2 separate regions of the Homo sapiens genome follow, and region 2 is linked to region 1. Evidence: chromatin loops called from intact Hi-C (ENCODE). Cell type or tissue: Caco-2. All regions are shown on one strand. Links, peaks and the distances in the headings refer to the core of each region. The heading gives the core; the rest is flanking DNA. Region 1 holds the start of FREM2 (FRAS1 related extracellular matrix 2). Region 2 overlaps FREM2 (FRAS1 related extracellular matrix 2).

Region 1 (8,340 bases), core at 69-8,068:
ATTCACGTGCAACTCTGTCTCACTCAGGATGTGGTGACCCTTCTCCTGAATAGTGAAGCCGGTGTTGAGGATCTCAGGTGGCTGGTTGTCCACGGGATGCAAGTAAAGGGTAAAGGTACCTGGAGCCACATTCCCAGCTCGGTCTTCCACCTGGAACTGGAACTGGGCCACTCGAGTAGCCACGCCCAGTTCTTGACCCGGGGGTCTGTAAGCAATTTTATGATGGTTGATCTGGGCTTGGGTAAAATGGGTCACCACGACTGAGGGGTTGTCAGTCAAGACCAAGGTACCCAGTGGGGCTGGCAGGTGATTTTCGTCTGTGTCTGTGGGGGGCTGAGTCACTGTGTAACGTAGTTCTCGGTCATCTGTGTCCAGGTCAGTGTAGCGCAGCCACTTCTTCCTCAGTGGTGTGAGCTGGGATTCCTGTACCACCATACGAAGGGGACAGCCACTGCCCAGCTCCGGAGGGAGGCGATCCACAGGATGGATACGAATCACAAACCGCTGTAGCCCGGACTGATTAGGAGGGTCATGGTTATCCTGGACTCTAAATGTGAACTGGTCTGTGACTGGCCCAGGACTATGGGGCCCAGAGTGTCTATAGAACAGCCTGCCCTCTGTTATGTCCTGCTGCTGCCACTCTGTCACTGTTCGCTCATAAAATGCCCCCTCCTTCCTCCAAAGGCCTCTGAGAAGTTCCTGCTTCTCATGGGGAGGGTGAGTTTGGCGGAGAAGCAGATGCCCCGTAGTTAAGAAGGGTGACTCCAGCACAAAAAGCAGCAGAGAATCATCTGAATCCATGTCAGTTGCACTCAGGGAAAGGGGCAGGATGGGCACTGTTTCACCCTCTGCCAGTGTCAGCCCCGTGTTGGCATTGAGAACAGGTGGCTGGTCATCCACAGGCACTAAGGTGATGGGGAACAGAAACTGTACCTGGTGCCTGCCTCCTCCATCCACCATGCGAAGCACCAGGTTGTCGCTCAGCGAGCCGTCTCTGTCATCATGCTGGTAGACCACCTGGCCGGCTGCCAGCTCAGCCACTGTAAAGCTCTTGGGAGCAGAGCTGCCACTGGAAGCACCCAGAATGACAAGGTGACCATGCCGGAGCCCAGCCACCACCTCTAGCCGCACTGCTTCTAGGTCATCCTCATCGCTGATGACCAAGTTTTGCGGACCACTGCCTGCAGGGCCTGTGAGGGGCCGAGACTGACCCTCATAGAGAATAAGACCGGTATTCCGGGTGACCACCGGAGCCATTGTGTTCATGGGCTTCACCACTACCATGAAGGCAAAAGGGTCTGAAGCTGCTCCTTCTAGATCCACTACCTCCAATTCCAGTTCAAAGAGGCGCTCCTGGTCAGAGTCTTCAGAAGGGGGCTGGTAGGCAATCTTCAGGAGCCGCAGATCCCTCTGAGTGAAGGAGGAAAGGGGCAGGCTGCGATCATCGGTGCTCACCAAGTAGCCCTGGCCAGGCTGGAATGGAGAAGTAAGGTTGAAGATCAACAGGTCAGAGGGAGACTCAGCATCCTCGGCTGCCAGCATGTCTGGGGTCAGGGCCGTCAGTACAAACTGGTCCACCTCCATCATCATCATGGCCACGAAACTGGGCTTGGGTGCAGTGTTCTCGGCCCCTCCTCGGATCCTCACCAGAACCTGGAAGTGCTCGCGTTTCAAAGCAGGGCTGCCCACAGGAGCCCCTCGTGAACGCAGCTCCACCACCATGGGTATCCAGTCCCTGTTTGGTGAGCGACTGGCGGCTGTGTGGCGATAGCGCACGCCTAGTTCCTGGAAAGCTTTGCAGTCCATCAGGAGAGTCTCCGGGGCGCCTCCCTCTCTGGCTCCTCCAGGGACCTGCGGGTAGTGGAGGAGTTCTCCATAGCGAGGCAGCGCGCCCAAGCCGGACAGGATGCCCACGCGGCACTCCTCTGTCTCGGGCTGGAAGGCGAACTCCAGGCTCCGCGCGTCCAGGGCATTGCTGGTCCCCAGCAGCTCTTCCACGACCAGAGGCAAGTTCCGAGTCACAACCTCCAGCTGGGTGAAGACCACCTCCACCTCCAGTACCAGTGGTAGCACTACTGCCCCTCCGGGCGCGTCATAGCGCAGCTGCAGCCGGACGCGGTCCCGAGACGGGCTGCGCGCGCCCAGGTGAGAGTAGCGCACCTCGCCAGGGCCAAAGTCGCACGGGAAGCGCTTGGGACTCAGGCGGCCCGGTCGCTGGGCCAGTGCGTCGTTGTCTAGTACCGAAACCGCGCAGCGGTCCCCGGGCTGCACCTGCAACACCAGGTCATGCAGGGGATCCAGCCAGACTTCACGGCCGAAAGGCACCCGGAGTCCGCGGTTCGCCAGCACTATGGCCTCCTCAGCAGGGACCCCTGCAGCCCCCGCGAGACCAGGGGACAGCAACGCCCTGCCGAAGGCAGCGGGCTGTGCCGGGACGCGGCTTACCAGTGACAGGAGAAGCAGCAGCAGCAGCAGCAGCCGGGGCGGCGGTGGCGGTCCTGGTTGAAAGCTGGTGGAGTTGCCTGTCCGGCGCGAGGATAACCCGGGAGTCCCGGCTGAGTGCATGGTCCCGGTGTTCGGGCTTGGACAGGTCAGCCTGAGAGCATGCGAAGTCGGTCCCCGGGCAGACAACAAGAGACACCGCCGGGAAGTGCCAGGAACTCCGCGCGTTGCCCGCGGGGTCCTCCTGTAGCCGGGGCTGGGCCAGAAGGATGGCAAAGTTGCGCGGCGCCGTCCGGGCTGGAGCCGCAGCCGAGGAGCCGAAGCCTTCCCAGGCCGTCCAGCTCCGCCGCTAGCGCCTCAATCGCGCGGAGAATTGAATCCCTCCACTTCTACTTTCCAGGTCCCCGGACCCTGGGCTTTGAGGGAAATCCCTCCGCTCGCACCCCTTACTCCAGTCCTCCCAGGTGGCCAATCGTTGGTCGGGGGAGGAGGTGCGGAGCTGAGGGTTGGGTAGTAATTTCTGCCAATCAGCTCTTAGAGGCCAAGGCGGGGAAACTGCGGGGAGGGGAGGAGATAGAGGCGCAACAGGTTGTCCTGGAAGTGAGGGAAGAAGTGGCCAGGAGTTGCCCACCCCTGCTTGCGCTACTCTCTGGGCTGCTATTAATAGATCTGGTACTCCTGCAGAGGAGCCGGAACACACTGCTGTGCTGGGTTCACTTCATCTGCCGGCGACCGAGGGTTACCCATTTTAGCCACCCCCACCCCTCCGCCCTAGTCAATGAAATCCCGCGCAGGGCATGGCCATTTCCCAAGGAAACTTGCAAACCCAGGGGAAAGTTAGACGCAATGCTTTTTGAGTTTGAAGCGAAACCCAGAGCGTTTGAGAAGAAATTCTGGGGCATATTTGCAAAAGGACAGCTGGAATTAAAAGCCATAGCTAGAGCAGGTTGCACTCCAGCCCAGCCCCCTTCGGCGCGCCCAGACGCTGCCTTCTCCTCGTGAATTACAATGGGCACAGTCCTCCGATTGGTGAGTTTTTAACAAGCCCCTCCTTTGCAACCGAGGTTCACAGAGTAAAAGGGAAAAAGGGCATTTGGAATGCGTGAGAAATGCAGTCTGATCAGAATTGCTAGTCTTGCACCAAAGAATAAATTCTAGGGAATGTGGCCCCAGGCGCTCCCAAATCCGACTCTGTTAGGGTAGCTGTCATTAGAGACGTTCCTGTTCTCTTCGCAGTAATTAGACCAAGCACAAACTAAATCTACTTGTCAGCATCACATTTCTTTGCATGCCACGAAAATTGATAAATATCCGGAGGGCACACTAAAATAGTTTAGCTCTCATTTCAGCCAACAGGTTTTGAAGTCAGAGCTTGAGCTCTTCCTGCCCCCTTGTGTTTGTTTGGTTTTAGTAGTGTGTAGATTCCCTTTCTAAAAGGTTTTTTTATCAACTCTCCTCCCCCCCTCAAAAAAGATCCCTTGTAATTTAAACTTAATCATTTTCGGATTGGCTCCTAAGCAATCATAGTCAGAATGTTTTATTTAGGATAATATTTTTTTTCTCCAGTAATGCAAATCTGATTGCTAACAGGAGCATAGAATTGGAGTAATAGTCATAATTAGCCATAATTGCCCTTTTCCTGCTCCAAGGGATTTTGAATTTGGAAAAGAGGGAAATATAAGAAATTGTTAATGTCTTTTTACATTTCAGTCTAAATTGAAGCTAGAAGGTGCCTATGGGAGTAATTTCAGTAAGAAGTGCCTATCCTTTTAAGCCTTTGTGTTTTCAGCTTGAGCTCCTCCAGACCAGGATTTTGATCCTTGCTTGACACAGTTACAGCTATTTTCCAGGCTGCAGCACAAACTCTGTACATAAGTATGGCTGGGAGATGCCAGATTCCTTTCCATGAAACCTACTGAGTGGTGTCCGTTTCCAGGAATCATAGACAGGAAGTTCTAAAATCTTTCAAAAAGAAGCAAGAGATCAATTTAAAGGAGTCACTCATCCAAGCAAGTGTGCAAGCACGCAAACAAGTAACATTTAGTTAATTAAATATTAATTAAGATTATTCTGTGTGCTGTGCATTGTTTGAGGAGCTTTTAACTACAACTTAGAAACTGATGGATACATTTCACAATTTATTACAAAATGGGCATCCAGGAGCATAGAAGGGATGTGGCCCTTACTTTAAATACATTAGAAAATCCCCCATCTAACTCTTTACCAATTTCCTATTTGCTTTGTCATTATTATTTTATAATTTATATGATTATTTATTATCGCATACAGAATTCAAAATGCGGAACATGGGGGGAAATTCTGCTATTTCCTGTTCCAAATTAAAACAAATAAGATGCCAAGTAAACTAGAAAACCAATTTCAGAATATGGCTCTTTTTATAGTAAATTTCAAATTCTGGTTGTGTGTTTGTATTGAAAAATGTCATCTGGAAGCAAAGTGGCCTTATCCAGGCATTGTGACCCTGGGTAAATTCTGAGCAGAACCAGACTAACAGCTTGACCCTTGATGCTTCTTAGTGGCTCCAGGGTTTTCCTTTCCTCCTTTTAAAGTCCAACTCTGTTTGACTTGCAAGCAATGATAAGATCAGCATTTGAAGTATGGTAGTATGCCTCAAGGGCAGAGTTCAATATTTTGTTTCATGGTAAGAAAAATACAGGACCACATTTATTTTTACATAGCCTAAGGAAATCAATAAACTATAATCTTTTTGACTTTTTAATTTTGTCTGCCTTGATCGAAGTGATAGAATGATTTTTAGAGATTATTATTATTTTTTGGTAAATGTCTTAGTTATTTGTCTTGTAAATCAAATAGAAGGTAACTCAAACTATCATTTGGCTAAATATATTTTACATTGATGATCATTGACAAAACAATGAGATGTCAAATTTTTATTTGAGAGCAAATATTATTGATGAAGATCATCTCTGTTTAGGCTCCTAGTTCAGTGTTAAAAGATATGAATGCTAAAATAGCAAGAAAATTATTATTTTACAGTCAGCGTTCTCAATATCACTCAATTTCATGAAGAATAAGTTAGCAAATGTGATTTTTTTTTTTTTTTTTTTTTTACAAAATTCGAGCTTAACACTTCACTTCTTACTTCCTTAAGCCTTATAACGCTTCCTATACATACCATGGGCAAAATATTCCTTAAAATACATTCTTAAATTTGTTTGCTACTTTAAAGTCATACCAAAGTGTTGTCTCATATCAACTTAGAGTTAAAATTATTGATTGCTAAAACTCACAGACTAAGATTAAGCACTAGAGAACTTGTTTTCTAAAATAAAGGAAGCAATGTAATTAATTTATGATTCAGGCAAGGTATTTAGGTGGAAATACCTAATACCTAATACCTAGTACCTAGTAGGTCTACCTAACTATTACCTAACTACTACCTATTAGTAGGAAATACCTAATACCTAGTAGGTCTAGGACTGGAGGTCAGACTGGAACTAAAAATACATCTAGTTAAATTTTGAGAATTATAGTTTTCATTATATAGTTTATTTCATTTTCCTTATGCTTCTCCACCGGGTCATAAGATTCCAATAGAGAAGATTGCCTTATAGACACTTTTAAAATACTTACAGATGAATTATTGAAGTTTCTTGTGAAACATCTTTATTCATTCTCAACAAATGCTTATTCTTCAGTGGCATCAAAACCATGGTTTGACCATAAACACAAAACTTCATCGATTTCAGAGCAGCACTGAGGGGTGAGGACAAACAGCTACGGACTCATTAACCAAGAGGTGGGTTCCAGTAGCGGTTTTGACATCCACTAAATTATGACTTACAGCAATCCTCTTTATGTTTTGCAACTATAGTCTTCTCAACTGTAAAACAAGAGAGTCAGTCTTTGTGGACAAATTCCCTTTTGGTTTTAATAAGCTTGTGGCATAAGACCAAATTTATGGACGACCTGCTATTTTGCTTCCTCATGTCCCTTGGCCATTGGCTATAGGTCTCATTCTTGCCAGAAACACTACTAATCAAAAATGTATCACTGCTACTAGGTCAGAAAATGTAGAACTCAAATTCATGCCCCTTGCGAACGGCTCAATTGTTTCTGCCTAAAATATACAGAACAACATTTGTATTAATTGACGTGGACAGCTTAAATACAACATCTCTAAGTAACTATTTTTAAATAAAAAATAAAATTGAAATAAAAGTCTAGAAATGCAAAACTTAATTAAACTCATCATAAGGATAGGCGAATTTTCAAGATGGATTTATTATTGAGTAACATATGGCTTCACAAGCGCCCAGACTTTCCAGACAAAGCTATGTTCAGATGGGAGTCTATGTGGGGAAGAAGAAAGAGCACTGGACTAGAAGCCAGAAAACCTGTTTTGAAACTGGCCTTTCCATTTGCTTGCTGTAAAATATACAGAACAACATTTGTATTAATTGACGTGGACAGCTTAAATACAACATCTCTAAGTAACTATTTTTAAATAAAAAATAAAATTGAAATAAAAGTCTAGAAATGCAAAACTTAATTAAACTCATCATAAGGATAGGCGAATTTTCAAGATGGATTTATTATTGAGTAACATATGGCTTCACAAGCGCCCAGACTTTCCAGACAAAGCTATGTTCAGATGGGAGTCTATGTGGGGAAGAAGAAAGAGCACTGGACTAGAAGCCAGAAAACCTGTTTTGAAACTGGCCTTTCCATTTGCTCAATTACACATCTCTAAAAATGTGTAATTGAGGAGGAGGTCATTTATATACAAATATAAAATGAAATATGTGTTTATGTATAGGTATATATGCAAAGTGGAAATGAAGAGAAAGGATCATTTTTTTCAAACACCTTTCTCTCTTTTCTCTCTCTCTCTCTGTGTATTTTTTAGATTTATTTCTTATAATTTAAATGAAAGATTAGAATGTTTCATTATCATAAATGATAATATACCTATCAATTATATCTATTGGTTATTAGTTTTCATTTATCTGTATTTCCAGTCTTTCTAGTTGCTCCATCTTTGATTACAATTATGCTTAATTTTTCTCATCTGTAGAATAGCATTCTCCCTTAACTAAGATAGCCCCGCAATCTTTGCACACATCTGTGTCTTTCAGAATCCTGTGAATCATGTACATCTGCTTCTTCAACTTTTTCATCAAACTGACTCATGAACCTTCTATAAGGTAACGTCACAAGTTACCTTGACCACAACTCCTATCTCTCTCTCCAGTCCATCAAGTTGGGGAAAATCTGTTTCCACAGTGTATCTTACAACTGTCTTCTCTTTCCACTACTGTCTGTCATTATCCTAGCTCAGTTCACCATTATTTTACATCCAAGTTTCTTTGAATTATAACCTCTCATTGCTTATTGAATGAAACTCATTCTCTTCATCTTTACTTTCCATACTAAACTACAGATTTTTTTGTGAACACACCAACTGTCTTGCTTCTAGACCTTTCCTCATCTCACATGTTTTTACCCTTAATTGTTGGTTCACTCTGCTCTTTTTTTTCTTCTGTAACATTATCCCTGTCTGTCCTTGGGAATCAGTCAGCCTTACAGACCATGTAATGCTTCCTCATTTCATATTAGAGGAAACAGAGACAAGGAGGTTAAGACCTGGGAATCAAGCTGAAAAGAATGAGAGATTCCTGATTCCAAGGACTGGTGTCTATATCCTACATTATGGACAGTTTGACCTGCAAGGATGATGTCAAATCCTTCCTTTTCCGTGGAATCTTTGTCATCTATGCACTTTAATACAAACTGCGCAACTTTTAACTGTTTTTCACCACCTTCTTCCTTTTGCACCAACTCCATTGTGTATTTCTCATGTGAGGCCACTCTCTGCTACCATAAGCTGTGTTACACTTGCCTGTGTTCTTGTGC
Region 2 (8,340 bases), core at 148-8,147, 51 kb before region 1:
CTGGTTCCCTGACTGACCCCTTCTAGTGCTGAACCAGGCATGCATGAACCACACTTGCCTCTTGTGGTCATATTGGCCTAAGAGGCAGTGTGTTTTAGTGGAAGAAACACGTGTTTTGCAGGGTTTGAATTCCAACTCTGCCAATTACTCTGTCTGATGTGAGATATTTATTCTTTGTGCCTTAGTTTCCTACATTGTAACATGGTGATAAATACCTTATAGGGTAAGGATTTAAAATCAATGAGTATAAAGCAAAAGAACACATACTCTAATATTACTATGGACGTTTGTGTGTGGGTCTGTGATCTGCACAAACACAGAGAGTTGCATTGTTGAATAGTCAAACTTATTCTTTGCTTTCAAGAAAAAACTATCTTCCTCATCATTATATGTGAAGAAAAGGAGTCAAGAGTAGTGAGCAAGTCCTGATTCTTATCTTCTTCTAACAGTAACCACTAATAAAAGGGCAAGCTTCCAAATCAATGTTATGAATAAAAGTTTCCTACAACCTTAATATACAAGAACACAATTACTTTTTAAAGTGATAACATACACTGTGTTTCTATTTGCAATTAAAATTTTAATTATGATCAACATTAATTGATGCCCACAGGGCCAATAGCACTGTAGTAAATTTTTCGTCATGACAGGTGCTATAATGAAATCAGAGAACAGAATACAGAATGATTTATTTCTTTTCTTATGAGGAATAATGATTGCAAATAATTTCCTTTGTCTCTTTTGTTCTTCCAATGGAGAATATAAGAGAGAGAGCAACATGATCATTAAATTCATCTACTAGCTCCAATTAATCATCTCAACAATTGATGTACGTTAAACTTCATTTCAGAAGCTAGACCTCCTAATAGTGTACACATTGCTAAAGAACTGTTTGAAGATGTGCATGTTCAAAAATCTCAGTTTACTATCACTTTCTTATTTTTTCCCTCATTACAAGTCTTTAATGTTTATAAACTGAAGTAACATATCTCTCGAACATGAAAATACAGTATAAAATGAAATGTTTTATTAAATAACTTTTTCTCCACAGCCTAAGTATTTGAGCAAACTTATTCTACCACTTACATTACAATTACTTGTTTATTTAATATAAAAACATATTGAGAATATCCTAAAATAGATTATGATGATTCATAACTCAAAGTTTCTTTAGAACTTATAAAACACATGAAAAGTTCTTGTAAAATATGAAATTTTTGGCTTTGAATGGTTATACAATTTCAAATGGTTGTATTTATTGTAAAGAAACTTAAATGCAAGCCACTCTAAACTGAAGGATAATTATTTTGCTAGCATCAGTAGGCAGTGCTGTTCTCTGAAGGCTCTCATGCCTTAGCTATGTATGTAAATGTGAGGTTTTGATATCAGTATCACATGTGCTAAGTTAATGAAAAAAGCAACTTTAAATTATGCCATGTGTTCCAACTACTTTATCATTATCAGTAAAACAAATTCCAATCATGCACTATATAACCAAACAATACTGGAAAGGAATCCCTGCTCTTAGAACCACCGTGTAGAATCTCTCTGGGAAGTAGATGACTAGTTTTAAGGCTCTCCGTCCTGGGTGATGTGAGGGTGCCGCAGGTGTATGTAGTGACCACGAAAGAGCCAGTGAAAAAGGAAGAGTTGAGAGGAGACTTCCTGGAAAATTTGGGAGTTTGGTTGAGTCTTAGAGAGAAGGATGATCAGGGTGAGCTCATACTTTCTAGGAAGAACAGTATGGACAAAGGAAGCCAACCATAGGTGTAATGATTTGGTTTCATGAAGAGCCATGTTGGAATGGGGCAGGAACATGCTGAGAATGCTATGCTGAACTGTTGCTATATTTTTCTCCTTCCCATAAAAGTCAAAAGAGGATTCTACATAATCACTCCTGGTTCCTTTACACTTTATTGGTATGCCAGTAGGTCTCCCTGTCCCATTAAAATTGTGTTTATCAAGGCCACCAAACAAATGTAAGTTATTAAATCCATGGAGCAGTTTCAGGCGCTTGTCTTCCTTTATCTTTTTCCAATATTTTCCTGTTTTTAAAATTACATTCAATCATTTTAAAACTTTCTTAACAAAATAGTGATGATGATGATGATTATGACAATGATTGCTACTACTACTCTACCATTTCTGTTTCTACTGATACTCCCTCCACCAACAGCAATTATTGTGTACTTACTGTGGACTGGACATTGCCAAGCATTCTGTATATATGATACTACTTACTCCCCACATGAATATTCTGAGATAGATACTGTTATCATGCCTATTTTGAAATCAGGAAACTAGGCATTAGGAAAGTTAGTTACCTTGCCGAGTGCAATACAGCTAGTATTTCTAGAATCAAAGTTAAAAATCTCATCTGTTTCACCCCAGAATCTATTATCTTAACAGTGTGACACTACACTTTTGGTTTTATTCTGGGCTTTCTGAATGTCTCATTTCCATTTCCTTCATGGGCTTCTCTTTCTCAAGGAATCCCTTTGTTATTGTTGGCCTCCAGAGCTCTGTGCTCAGAGATAGGCTGGTCTCATACTCTGCATCTGACTGAACTTATCCAATCTCATGCCCCTGCACCCTCTGGTTCATAGATCACTCTAAAATCTGTAGACTCATCCAGACCATTTTTCTCATCTCTAAACCAAGATCATCCCCTTTCCTTTTTTTTCTATCTCTCTTTTTTTTTTTTTTTTTTTTTTTTTTGAGATGGAGTCTCACTCTGTTGCCCAGGCTGGAGTGCAGTGGCATGATCTCAGCTCACTGCAACCTCCACCTGCCAGGTTCATGCGATTCTCCTGCCTCAGCCTCCCAAGTAGCTGGGACCACAGGCATGTGCCACCACGCCTGGCTAATTTTGTATTTTTCAGTAGAGGTGGGGTTTCACCATGTTGCCCAGGATGCTTTTGAACTCCTGACCTCAGGTGATCCACCCACTTTGGCCTCCCAAAGTACTGAGATTACAGGTGTGAGCCACTGCTCCCAGCCCAATTATCCCGTTTCCATTGCACATGTCTGTCTAGATGTCTCGCCAGCACCTGAAATTTTCATATGTCCAAAGCTGATCTCCTCATTATTTTTTCCTGCAAAGCTGTTTCTCCTTTTGTGTTCCATATTGTAGAAAACAGTGTTTTCTTCCTTTCAGCTACCAGAGCAGAACATGAGGAGTCAAACCTGCTTCTGTGATTCAGTCACTCCCATACCTAATCAGCAACAAAGTCCTCAGCATCTCTGGAATTCACACCCTCTTTTCTTTGCCACAACAGCATCCTTATCTTTCTTCAATGGCTTTCTACCTGGTGTATCTGCCTCCCATTTCATATTCTTCTCTTCACCCCCATCCAATCTCCAATTAGCTCCCCAGTGATCTTCCTAAAATGCCAGCTTACATCATACCATTTCCATTTGAAAACCCTTAACTAACTCCATATTGACTTGAGGATAAAGTCTAAAACCTTAGAACAACACACCAAAACCTCATGACTTATTTCCTTACATTCCCAGTCTCATTCCCCTTGGGTGTCTCCACACCAACCCTTCACTTACATCACACCAGACTGTGTATTAGTCCAGATACATGATGCAGTCTCTCAGGGTTCCATTCAACTCTAATAAGTATTTAATGAAGGTCTCATCTATCACATACTGAGCACTGATCTAGGCTGTTTCCTTCACTGCTGTATCCTATTTTCTTGTAACATTCTTAACAGTCACTTAGTTTTAATTTACTATTAGTTTCAGCTGACAAGTAATACTTTAGAACTGGTATGTACCTCACAGATCAAAACAAAGTTTTCCAGTAGTTTTATGGATGGTGGATAATCTCTAGCAAACATTCGCTTTGCCATAGATTTTAGAGAGAAATATGCTAACATTGTTTTGTTCTTTCCTTTGGATGTCTCAGATGCTATTTTTAATTAAAAGAATCTAAATAATAAAAACATGTGCACTCCATCCATCTAGCATTAAAATGACAAAAGCTTAGAGACCTTCTTCGGTTCCTGATGGTTCAAAAGCTAAATCCATTAATTGATTTATTCAATTCAACAAACCTTGAAAATTTGCCACATTCAAGGGTCTGTATTAGGGGTGGCAGATGCAAAAATGAAGGTGACATAGTCCCCAAAGGGAAGACAGGACAGAACACACTACTGAAATCCCCACACATGATACACTCACAGGATTCTGGTGGGTAGGGGAGCACGAAGTGGCTTCATATTAGTCAGTAATGGTTCCCATGATGAGAATGTGCTCAATCCAAGTCTCCAAACATGGAGAAATTCGTTTAAGTAGGGAAAGGGGGTAGGAACATTTGAGCCAGGGAGACTGCCAAATGCAAGGCCACTCAAAGTGAGCTTTAAAGAAGAAAACAGAAAGAAAAAAAAAGAAAGCAGAAAAAAAAAACAAACGGTTTGCATTTGAGTTATGTATCTGTGCATCTTTCACTAAAAGTTAACACTGTCTGCTGGGTAATTTAAATTTCCACCAAAGGGAAATGTTTACTTTTTAGCATCAATATAAATTTCTTTACATGATGATTTTCAGTATTTATTTAAACTAGGACTACCCATTAATTTTTTCTTTATTTTTCTAATAGATGAGGTTTAACCATGAACTGTGGGTCTCCTTCTTCCATAATCCTCATGTTCAAAACAGTCTTACTATATAAGATCTTGCTGCATACCTGACAGTGGATAGAAAGAAAATGCCATATTAAATAAACATTTGTGTGTAAAAATAGAAACATTTTGTTGTAAACCGTCAAAAAGGTTTCACATGTTAAAATAACATAAAATCTTATAATGAAATATAAGTACTTTTTTTCTAGCTTTTTAAAAACAATACCTGTTCCATGGTTACAGAGAGGTTTTGATGATCTATCAGTTAATAAAATCATGGCACTTTTAAACAAGTTCCCTTCATACGTAAGCCTCTCAGCCACAATTACCAGTCATTTGTTTTTAGGTCCATTTGTTTCCTTTTGAAACAATTTTGTAGCTCCCTAAGGCCAGAAAACACATGCCAGTTAGAACCACTTGCTAAAAATCATTCTTACAAATAGGTTACTTTCTAGTTAAAAATTATCTTTCAAGGTTTGAGATACCTTGTATCATTAAGTGAGCCTCTGAGGCAAAGAAAAGCTGGGCTGAATAAACAGCGCAATCTAGTCTAGTACTGTGCTACTAGGTCTAGGGGCGGTTAGGATACACTGAAGCCCTTTCGCACAGCCTAAGGGATCTCAGTTCTGCACAAGGCCTCCCTCCTGGAAGATTATGCTCCTCCTTCTGCCACTGAAGGCTCTTCCTTTTCCTAAAGACATGGGGATGTCAGATTTTACACGAACAGCACCTCTGTGACTGTGAGGAGTCATTTGAACTAACTCCTGCTTATTCCCACATTAATTGCCTGGAAATACTGGTGGCGATGGCTCCTCAGATAGGGAGGCAGAGGAAACAGTCATTATTATTATCTAATCTTGCAGGTACTCCTGACTCCTCCCATGCTCACTGCCTGGAGCAGATTTCAGACAACAGAACCTCAGCTGCTAGGCCTACTTGAAAAGCCACTCTGTTTTAGGAGTAACAAAAACATTTTTGGACTCCTCATTATTGTATGCTAAGCTTTTCAGCAAAAACCATTTACGTTTTTTTAAGTAGTTCCTGAGTATGCATTTTTTTTAAGCGCTTGCTATAATTTCCTGCTGTGATGATAAAAAGTAATTCAAGTAATTACTATTTCAATAAATGATTTTTTTACTAAGAATAAAAATTGAAACTGAAATGACAAAGCAGTAGTTATCCTTTTCACAGATATAATCAGAGAGAACCATAAAAGAGAGCAGATAATTCCTTTCTTTAATGAACTTCACTTTCAAATATAGACATTACCGGCTGTGCATGTTTCTGTCATAGGCTTCTATGTATCTAAACTCAATCACATAATTTCTAACCTAAAGGGTACATTTATAATTTGCAATATGAGGATTGCTATAAACGGGATGATTTTAATATTTTCTATATAAGGGTGAAATTCAATTTCTAATCATTAAATATAGCATGATGATAAAATTCTTCATAAAAGGGACAGTGTCGTGAGGCTGAGGTTTCTTCATATAAATCAACAAAAATGACATATCACCCCAGATCGAATGCAGAATCAGATATCAGAATCCAGCTGTCCTCTATTAAGCCAAACATTAAAGAGATTTCTAAAAATGTATAGCACTGGCTGGGCGCAGTGGCTCACGCCTGTAATCCCAGCACTTTGGGAGGCCAAGGCGGGTGGATCACAAGGTCAGAAGTTTGAGACCAGCCTGGCCAATATGGTGAAACCCCATCTCGACTAAAAATATAAAAAGTTAGCCAGGCGTGGTGGTGCAGGCCTGTAGTCCCAGCTACATGGGAGGTTGAGGCAGGAGAATCGGTTAAACCTGGGAGGTAGAGGTTGCAGTGAGCTGAGATCGTGCCACTGCACTCCAGCCTGTGCAACAGAGTGAGACTGTGTTTCAGAAAAAAAAAAAAAAAAAAAAAAAAGTATAGCACTGCAATTCTTCTCACTAATATTTTCATTTAGGAACATATAGTTACTGCTAATTAAAATGTTATTTAATATGTCATAGGATTGCTGTTATTATATTCAAATGAATCAATGAATGAATGCTTTAAATTTCTTCAGTTTAGATTATGGTATATATCAGCAGATATTTCCCAAATGGAATCTCTTTGAGGTCCTCAACAATTTTTTTAAAAATAGAAAGAGGTTCTAGGTCCAAAAGTCTGAGAACTGCTGCTGTACAATATGTACAAGTAATAATTTATCACAAAAGGGTGCAGGGTTAAGGAAAAAGTCTTTTAACTAGTTATATATAAAGTATTTCATAGCTGAAAAAGAAAGAAATACGTTTCTTCTTAAAGACTCCTCTGGGTCTTTTCTTTTCTCATATTGTCCTATGCCTCCAGCCAGGCTCAAAATGTATGTGGAACATGTAAATCTTAGTAAACATGTGATTTTTGCGGGGGAGGAATGAGATAGGGTAACACATGTTATTTTGTTATGTTTCTTTGCTTTTTTGTTTTTTCCTGTTTCTTTTCTTTCTTTTTTTTTTGTGTGTGTGCAAATCAAAGCCTCTTTAAGACTGGTTCATTTTACCAGGTTTGTCCACTTGACTTTTTTTCTTAAATAAGAATACAGTTAATCATAAGGTGATCTAGTTTATAATGTAAACAATTGCTTTCCTTTCATTAACTTATACCACCTATTTATTTGGGCTTTCTAAATATTTGTTTAAGTGAACTATTTTTTTCTGGCTTATGCCAGAAGATTTATTTTTATCACTAATAGGGCATTAAAGACAGTTCTATCTAAGATATTTTGTCAAATGCAGGCAGCTTATATTTCCATAAAATAAATATCAGCAGTATTTAGCTCAATAGTTTTTGAATAATTGTTTAAAACAGTAAGACAGGTTGGATGTGGAGGCTCATGACTATAATCCTAGCACTTTGGGAGGCCAAGGCAAGAGGATTGTTTGAGGCCAGGGGCTCAAGACCAGCCTGGGCAATAGAGCAAGACCCTGTCTCAAAATAAAATAAAATAACATAAAATAAACAGTAAGACAAAGGAAAGGAATTTGATCTGCTTGCTGTAAATATATATAAAGTTTCTTGACAACCTTTTTTTAATTGCAAAAACCAAGATCCTCTAGTGTATGTTTTTTCCTAAAACATTCCATTAGTGGTTACTGAGATCTGGTGGGTAAGTTGCAACCAACATTTTAGCCAAAGGAATACAATAGAAAATATCAGTTTATGGTGGATAGTAAGGGGAGGTATCATCTCAGGAAACACTGTGCTCTTTTCATTGCTATTCAATTCTACTTCTATGCACTTGAGCTTTTCTATGATCCCTCACTTCTTTGCCTTCATTGAATCTTACCATCATTAGAAAAAAAAAAAAACCACTGGCTCCGAAGTCAACAGAGGCTCCTCTGTTCCTACTATCTACTTCCCACAAGATGAGGAGTAGGGGCTTGTCTATTTCTTTATTTCTTACTCCTCAGTGCCTCTTAGAAACTGATAGTTTCATTGCCACCTCTTCAAAAACCTTCACCTCTCTAGATGCCACAGTTTAGTATAGATCTGCAAAATATCCTTCCTCTTTACTTGATGTCTCTAGCAGATGGTTTACAGTTTTCCTCTCACTATCATCTGCTACCATCCCTTAAGTAACTAAAAAACAACAAACCTCCATGATAAAGCCTCCTTCACATTATCCATGTCAAAGATTCTCTTCTGGTATCATTTCCACCCCTATCAGTTCTTTCACCAC

What was found. Hi-C counts contacts between places; a loop is a spot of excess contacts. Peaks named below come from ENCODE experiments on the same cell type or tissue, not always from the same donor. Only the 100,000 strongest peaks of a DNase experiment are listed, where the experiment ranks them.
Region 2: a loop joins it to region 1, with 6 times the contacts of the local background. A loop is called at or near these places in 2 of 110 quality-filtered maps.

What each region holds. Positions count from the first base shown.
Region 1 is chr13:38,681,570-38,689,909 of GRCh38, reverse strand. FREM2 (FRAS1 related extracellular matrix 2) reads right to left here and starts at 2,833. Exons shown (of 24, transcript NM_207361.6): 1 at 1-2,833. The coding sequence starts at 2,565. It overlaps LINC00437 (long intergenic non-protein coding RNA 437), which reads left to right and starts at 3,235. Exons shown (of 3, transcript NR_126377.1): 1 at 3,235-3,471; 2 at 6,123-6,223. In Caco-2, for the core only: a CTCF peak has its summit at 3,866 (motif pointing left); DNase peaks (open chromatin) are centred at 2,429, 2,939, 3,469 and 4,969; H3K4me3 peaks cover 2,913 bases.
Region 2 is chr13:38,732,944-38,741,283 of GRCh38, reverse strand. All of the region lies in intron 2 of FREM2 (FRAS1 related extracellular matrix 2), which reads right to left. Among named protein-coding and RNA genes, the nearest start is that of FREM2, 50 kb to the right of the region's middle. In Caco-2, for the core only: no CTCF peak of the experiment used is centred there; no DNase peak of the experiment used is centred there.